Linked DNA regions of Homo sapiens: region 2 is linked to region 1. Evidence: read pairs that join two places in POLR2A ChIA-PET (ENCODE). Cell type or tissue: PC-9. All regions are shown on one strand.

What was found. ChIA-PET counts read pairs that join two places held together with the same protein. Peaks named below come from ENCODE experiments on the same cell type or tissue, not always from the same donor. Only the 100,000 strongest peaks of a DNase experiment are listed, where the experiment ranks them.
Region 2: POLR2A ChIA-PET joins it to region 1 with 8 read pairs; 18 of 35 experiments call an interaction of 5 or more read pairs at or near these places.

Annotation. Positions count from the first base shown.
Region 1 is chr12:106,251,149-106,255,148 of GRCh38, forward strand. It overlaps LOC124903008 (a long non-coding RNA gene), which reads left to right. Exons shown (of 2, transcript XR_007063443.1): 2 at 1-1,639. Among named protein-coding and RNA genes, the nearest start is that of CKAP4, 5.1 kb to the left of the region's middle. In PC-9, no CTCF peak of the experiment used is centred here; no DNase peak of the experiment used is centred here.
Region 2 is chr12:106,305,735-106,309,734 of GRCh38, forward strand. The region is part of intron 1 of TCP11L2 (t-complex 11 like 2); the gene reads left to right. Among named protein-coding and RNA genes, the nearest start is that of TCP11L2, 5.0 kb to the left of the region's middle. In PC-9, no CTCF peak of the experiment used is centred here; a DNase peak (open chromatin) is centred at 1,647.

The DNA of each region.
Region 1 (4,000 bases):
TAATTGCTACCTCACTAGGCCAGGTGTGGTGGCTCACACCTATAATCCCAGTACTTGGGGAGGCCGAGGCAGATGGACTGCTTGAGCCCAAGAGTTCAAAACAAGCCTGGGCAACAAGGCAAAACCCTGTCCCTACAAAAAATACAAAAAAAAATTATCCAGGCATGGTGGAGTGTGACTGTAGTCCCAGCTACTTGGGGAGCTGAGGTGAGAGGATCACTTGGGCCTGGAAAGTCAAGGCTGCAGTGAGCCCTGTTCACCATTGCACTCCACCCAAAAAAAAAGAACAACCTTGCTGTTATGCGGATTAGACAAGAGACACCATATGATACTGGGCATATGGCAATGCTCAGTGAATATTGGACAGCTAATACAATTTGCAGAGTCACTGAGGAAAAGTATAGCTTCAGAGAGCTTCTGTGTCCAGATTTCAACGATTTTCTTTCATCATTATTTCGTGGGGCTCCCAGGACCATATGTGGCTCACAAACCACAGGCTAGGATGTGTTTAACGTTAAAAGCAAGCAGTGTGTTTCTCTGAAGTGTGGCTCCACCATGGTGTTCGGTTACACCCAGAGGAGGAGGCTGGTGGGCAGTCATAGAAGTGCATCTTCCAGAGCAGGAAGGGATCAACAGCTCTTCCTGGAGACTTCCATTCTCCTACCCCAGTTTCTGAGCACAGCATGAATCTAGAGGAGTTTCTCTTCTGCTTTTCCTCCTAGTTTTGTTTCCTCTATCCCTTTTCCTTGCTAAAGTGTGTTGGATGGTCAGGAATGTGGGCGGAGAAGAGGGGGAGCTGGAGACATCTCATCCTTTCATCCAGCTTGTGTAAAAATGCCTCAGAACTCCCTCATACCACATGCACCATAAATTATAAGGTCAAGCTTTGTAAGCCTGCAGCCCTCTTGGCTTTTTGCATGTTGGTTAGAATGCCTAAATAGAAAGCCTCTGTTAATGTTGATTGCCTCTTGTCTGTTCCAGGTTGGCAAGGCCCCCAGTGGCCAAGGCATGAGCCTGGATGCCCTGCAAATTGAGTACGTGTTAGGGATGGGGGCCATTCTTTATAGTTTGACTCTGGAGAGCTAGGACCACCTTTCCCAGCCTCAGGGGTGCACATCCTCAGGAGCTGCCTACCTCCAGATATTGTAAGTCCATGCAGAAGAGGAAGGGCCCAGCTGGGGCACCTCTTGGTTGAGGAATGAGTATGTGACATTTTCATGTGGGCACATTTTGATACTACTTTAAAAATAGACCAAGCACAGTGGCTCACACCTGTAATTCCAGCACTTCGGGACGCTGAGAGAGGTGGATCACCTGAGGTCAGGAGTTCGAGATCAGCCTGGCCAACATGGAGAAACCCCGCCTCTACTAAAAATACAAAACATTAGCTGGGTGTGGTGGCACACACCTGTAATTCCAGCTACTCGGGAGGCAGAAGCAGGAGAATCGCTTGAATCCAGGAGGCGGAGGTTGCAGTAAGCCGAGATCACGCCACTACACTCCAGCTTACACTGGACATGATGAGGAGGAGGAGGATGATGGTGGTGATTATGATAGAAATGGTGATGGTGATGATGACAATGGTGATAGTAGGGATGGTCTTGCTCTGTCGCAATCAATAAATGAATGCATAAACACATTTCTACTTGTTTTTGCAGTCCTAAGATAAGTGCTCAGTAGCATCCCTGCCCTTCTAATGTGAACTTGAGGGATGGGTAAGACCCAGAGATGGCATGGGGGACGGGATAAGGAAGGCCTACTGTTCATATTGTGAACATGAAATGGTTTTACATTTTGATGCCACTTCATTAAATTGACTGTATGATATGAGCTAACGCTACACCCTCCTTTAAATTTTGGCTAACACATCCATATCCTCAGGTGGTATCAGTTGATAATGCCCATGAAAATATTTTGTAAACTACAGGGTGCTAAACAATTATTTACTTGTATCCCTTTCTGTGGGGCACAGTTTGATGCTATACACAAAGCAGTGAAGTCTCGACAAGAATGATGACCACTACAATGAGCACAAAATAAAGTCTTTTTGGGGTTTTTTGTTTTTTGTTTTCTTTTTGGAGACAGGGTCTCGCTCTGTCACCCAGGCTGGAGTGCAATGGCACGATCTCAGCTCACTGCAACCTCTGCCTTCTGGGTTCAAGTGATTCTCCTGCCTCAGCCTCCTGAGTAGCTGAGATTACAGGCCTGTGCCACCACACCCGGCTCAATTTTTTGTATTTTTAATAGAGATGGGGTTACACCATGTTAGCCAGGCTGGTCTTGAACTCCTGGCCTCATGTGATCCTCCTGCATCAGCCTTCCAAAGTGCTGGCATTACAGGCGTGAGCAACTGCTCCCGGCACAAAATAAAAGCCTAATAAAATAATATTAAAATTAATAGCAAACTTTTGTTGGGTCTTGCTTATGTGTGGTCATTGTACTAAGCACTCTGCATATATTTTTTATTTTTTATTTCCATAGGTTTTTGGGTAACAGGTGGTGTTTGGTTATCACTAAGTTCTTTAGTGGTGATTTCTGAGATTGTGGTGCACCCATTATATCTTTTAAACTTCACAACAACCCTATGAAGGACTTACTCTTCTCCACGTTTTACAGATGATAAAACAGAAGAGAAGCATAGAACAGTTAAGAAACCTGTCCTAGTTCCTGCAGCTATTAAGTGATAGAACCAGGATTTGAACCCAGGTGGACTGACCAGAGCCCGTGCTGTTAGGCACCATTTAGCTGCTTACAATCCTAGCAGGCCCAGCCAGTGCTGAAATGGGTAAATAGTGATCACTGGGTGGCTAAGGATGGAGAAAGCTTCGCACCCAGAGTTGGAATGGAAATCAGACATCTCAGTCCGAGGTGCCTTAACAGTCACTGAAGCTCATTCATTTTCAAGTTAATGAGTTCGAATTTCACTCACCAACCAAAACTTCACTGGCCAGAGGGATCTGGGGCCTCCTCCAGCTGGCATGAGTGATGTTAAATTTGGTGGTCTGGAAGGTGAGTGGCCTCCAGTGTTCTCTCTGGAGGAAGGGAAGCCTTCCTGTGCACAAGTTTCACTCCTGTAGAAAAGAGGGACCTTGTTTAGTTTGAGTGGGAGCCATCAGTATAACCCTTGATGGTCAATGGTAAAGCCCTTGCAGCTGAGAGGTTGGTTGGAACCTGGGTCTAAGGAAGCCAAGACCAGAGTTTCTGTGAACTTGGCTTTGTTATAGGGTTATATTCTGTAGAATCAGGGAGAGCTAGTTCAAATCTTGGTTCTTGCCACTTACGTGACCTTGAGCAAAATACTTCACCTTAGTGAGTCCCAGTTGTTATGGAAGATAACCATAGTACCTACTTTACAGGCATAATATGAGCATAAAATTGATTTTCTCCTCCACATCTGCTCACAGTCTTCCACATCCCAGCACATGCCAGTTCCATCTGTTCAGCTGCTCAGGAATCATCCTTGTCTTGTCTCTTTCTCTCACTCCTGTTCCATATTCAGTGCAATATATTAGCAAATCCTGCTGGCTTTATCTCCAAAATATATCCAGCATCTCCCATTTCTCATGACCTCCACAGCTATTCCATTGATTCCAGCCACCAGCAGCTCACGCTTGCGTTACTGAAATAAGCTAAAGACTGGCCTCTCTGCTTAAGTACTTGTGGCCCTGTCTTGTGTTTTCAGCACAAAAGCCAGAGTGACTCCATTAGAATATAAGTCAGATCATGTTACACCTCTTTCCAAAACCCTCTGATGACTTTCCAAGTCAGTGAGAGTAAAGGCCAGAGTTTTTACAATGACCTGGTCCCCATGTTCTGCCCCCTGCTGTGTCTCTGATCTCATCCACTGTTACTCCCCGCTTTCATCTAGCCACACTAGCCTCCTTTTTGCTCCTCACATGCCAGGCATGTTGCTACCTGGGGGCCTTTATAATTTTGTTCCTGGCCTTTGCCCCACCAGGTATCCACATGGGGCCTCCTTCCCTTCCTCAATTCAAATGTC
Region 2 (4,000 bases), 55 kb after region 1:
ACATTAAATTTCAAATCTGAATGACAATAGGGAGCCAACCACAAGGAGATCAGGGAGAGGAACATTTCAGGGGCAGAGAACAGCAGGTATGAGTGCCCCGAAATAGGAAGTTTGGCATGTCTGAGGAACGCAAAGAAGATCATGAAGGGTTAGTGGGAGAACACTGCAGAATAAGGTGGGCAGAGTTAAGATCACAGAGGGTTGTAAACCATGGCCCAGTGACTTAGGAAAAGGGAACCCACCTAGGGATGAACTCTTAAAAAGGATTATCTATTTTGCCTTTTCTGGAGGGCTCTGGCCTATTTCCTGTTTTATTCTTTAGGCACTGTTCAAGAAGGACATCAGGACAAGTTTGACTGTCTAGAAGAGTTCTTGTAATAGAGTGGTATTTAAGCTATCACAGCAGTGGGCACAATCAGAATTTCAAAACTGCAAGAGGTTGGACTGTTCTGAATTTGAATCTTGAAGTTTCAGTTCAGCCTGTCATCTTCTCTTTTAACCTTCTATTTGGAAATACTTTCAAACTTACAGATAAAGTCGTGAGAATAGTATAAGGAATACCATGTTGTCTACCTTTTTCTCAGATTCACCTATTAACATTTTGCTCTATGTGCTTTATTATTTTTTCTCTCTTGCATTTGAATCATTTGAGAAAAAGTTGTATATGTCATGGCCCTTTATTCCTAAATACAAAACCACAGTACATTTCAACTTCAGTATATTTAACATTGGATAACAGACAGTAGATTCAAATATTGTTAACAGTGCTATTGATTGACTGATACTGTCCTTTACAGCATTTTTGCTTCAGTATAGGATCCACTCTAGGATCACCTATTGCACTCAGTTATCAAGTGTTTTTTTTTCATTTGGAACATATTCTCAACCTTTCTTTGTTTTTTATGACATTACATTTTCGGAACTTGTAACTTCTTTTAATAAGAATAAAATAATAGTTGACATCCGTCAGGCACTTACTAGGAGCTTAAGTACTTGACAGATACTATTTCAGTTAATCTTCACAACACTTCTACAAGGTGGATACTATTATTGTCCCATTTTACAAATGGCGAGTTCTCTGTTTCTAGTCAGTAAATAATCAAGAGGAGCCGGGATCAAGAACCCAGTCCACCTAGCTCCAGAGGCAATGTTCTTATGGCTTCAGTGACATGTATTATCATCAGTGTATCTTTGCAATTCTGAACCAGTGCAGAACTATTTGCAGATAGAGTTGCTGCAGAAAGGAAATCAGGAAGTAAAGCTGCACACGAGCTGAGGAATCACAAGCAAATTAAAAACCAATCTCCTCTCTATCTGTAGTGAAATACAGCACTAGCCCCTTCAAGTCCTTGTACCCATTCACACCTCTTAAATGTCAGTAGTCTTACTACCATTCATTTATTCAACAATAAATATTTGAATAAATATTTGAATGCTTGCTGCATTCCAGTGATGGTCTCAGAAGAAATGACATTATATTTATTATCACAAAGTGATGGAATAATACAATCAAAAATGTGAATATGACAGTACTTTTCTTTGAATAGTGACCTGCTATCGTGTTGGAGGCTTTGCTTGGAGTCATCTTCAGTCTTTTCTGTTGACTTTACCTTTGACCAGTGATTAAATCCTCCAGGTATGATGAGATGTGATGTTTCTGAAAAGTTGTTTGATTTACTTGTGAGTTGCAGTGGCAAAGGTTAGGTAGATCTAAGTTTGCATAAGGAGTATTACCTTTCTTAAAGATACAGCCTGGTTTCATTATCATCAGTCTAAAGGATAATCCAAAATAGTTTTTAAAGCAATCTAAATATCCTCAGTGCCTTTTGAATCAAGTAGGTTTGTCCCCAGGTGACTTACTTGGAAACTCAAGACCGAGAAAGGTAAGAGCAGGTATGAAGGAACTTGCGGAAGACCATTCACACAGTGATGGGCCATTCGCTTTTGGTTTTTGTCTGTCAAACAAGTGCCAAGAGTTCTGTTCTATGTTAACTACCAGCCTTGTTTGTCTGTTGAAGAATATGGTGTTATCCTGACATAAAACTGTTCTTCCCTCCAGAGTGTTTAATTCCTGAGGCAATGATATTAACAAAAAAAAGCAAATAATAGAAAACATTTGTATACTGTTTACTGTGTCAATGACTGTTCCAAACACGCTGCATGTATTGGGTACCTGAAATCTCACACCAACCCTATGAATTAGGTATTCTTAGTAAGCCTATATGAGGAAACAGACAAATTTTTAATAGAGTAATAATGGGCATTTTGGCTTCAAATACAGGTTTCTGTTTGGATACACTAAGGCCCAGTTGTAATGTGGAGGCTTCTACCCACTAAACAAGAGTTTCTAAACATTTTGAAGCTTTTAAATTTTCCATTGCAGCCCCTGTGCCAGGAACTCTACCTCCAGTGAATTGCTGGAAGAAAGTGTAGTTTCACATTGTTAAGCATGACTGCCATAAGCACATTTAATTTCTCAGAACTTCTAGTGATGCCTCATGGAACTCTGGGTTTGGAGCATCATATATTCCTTGCTGAGAGAAACCTTATGACTGGCCCAACCTCTCAGAAAAATGTGCATAAAGTCACACGGCACATTAATGATGAACCCAGGCCACAAACCCTGGACTCCTGACTCCCAATTATTTTAATCTTTGCACTTTTCTGCCTTGTTAAACACAGTTAAGAAACCTACCAAGTGTGCTATCCAGCTAAAGTAGAAAAATGAAATGGACAGTTAAAACTATTAAGCTAGTTCATAAATTCTCATGGCTGGAAGCTCTTATTCAATTTCACTTGGAAAAACAGCCAGAGCTCATTTGAGGGCAACCGAAGTAGAGAAAAATTAAGAGCAGAGCATGCATAGCACAGCGGTTACATTACAGGGGAATAACTGGGGGAAAAATGACTTAAAGTGGAAACAAACTTTAAGATATTCAAATAAGAGCATGACAAGGACCTGAGAATCTTGAGGTTTAAATCTAATAAGATAGGCTTAAGCAGTAGATTCTCTGCTCTAAGGCTTGGGCTTTGGCAGTACCAGCCTGGTTAACGTGTCATGATATCAGGTTGCAAATGTTCTGGTTGAAGCTGTACCAAATGAGATTCAGGGATTCTGATTTAGCTGACACTGAATGAATACTTGTCATATACTTGGCGCTGGTCATGGACAAGACACAAACTCTGCTTTATTAAGGAGATTCAGAAGTAGCCATGGGAAGAAAGGAACAAGGAACTAATGTACAAGGAACTAAGCGCTGTCATGGAGATACAGGAGACGCGCTGCAGACATACCAAGAGGAGTGCTATTCACTTTGGCTAGAAGCAAGGCTTCCTGGAGAAGGTAGCATTTGCAAGAAATGCCATCAGTGGGACATCAAATGTTGGCAAAGAGAGGAAGCAAACTAGAGGGGAGGGTGAACATTCCATTTAGGATTTGGGGTTTGGTGGCAGTGAAAGGTTTGAAGTAGCCCCTTTTCTTCTGTCTTCTCTCGCCTTCCCCTGAGCAGATTGGAGTTTAAGCTCAGGTAGAATTTAGTCTTCATGAGTTAGAGGAGGCTGTTTCACCACTGAGGATGCAAGGGCTCAAGAATCTTATAGCCAGTGTTCATGGCTTTGGGATTCTGGGATAAGGTGAGTGTCTCCACTCCACTCCTTGCCCTTCAGCCTGCACAAGTGGACTCTAGTGGTTTTCTGCTTGCAAAAGTGGTGGGCTCAGCAAGGATACATTTCTGTGGCAGGATTGAAGACGGTTGTTTAGGTGAGGCAAGGCGCAAATGACCTTAGACCTTTCACCCTTATTAGATCCCTCTCAGACTCATCCTTGTCCCCATCACCATCCAAGGAATTAAAAAAATTACTCTTTTTCTCTCAACAAAGGCTAGTGCCCCTTCTCCCGCTCTGCTAATCCTGAGCCTGCCTCTCCTTTCTTGTGTTTTCTCAACAATGCCTTATTCCCCCTTTTCCCATCTAGTAGCATTCAGTACACAGTTTTAGGTAG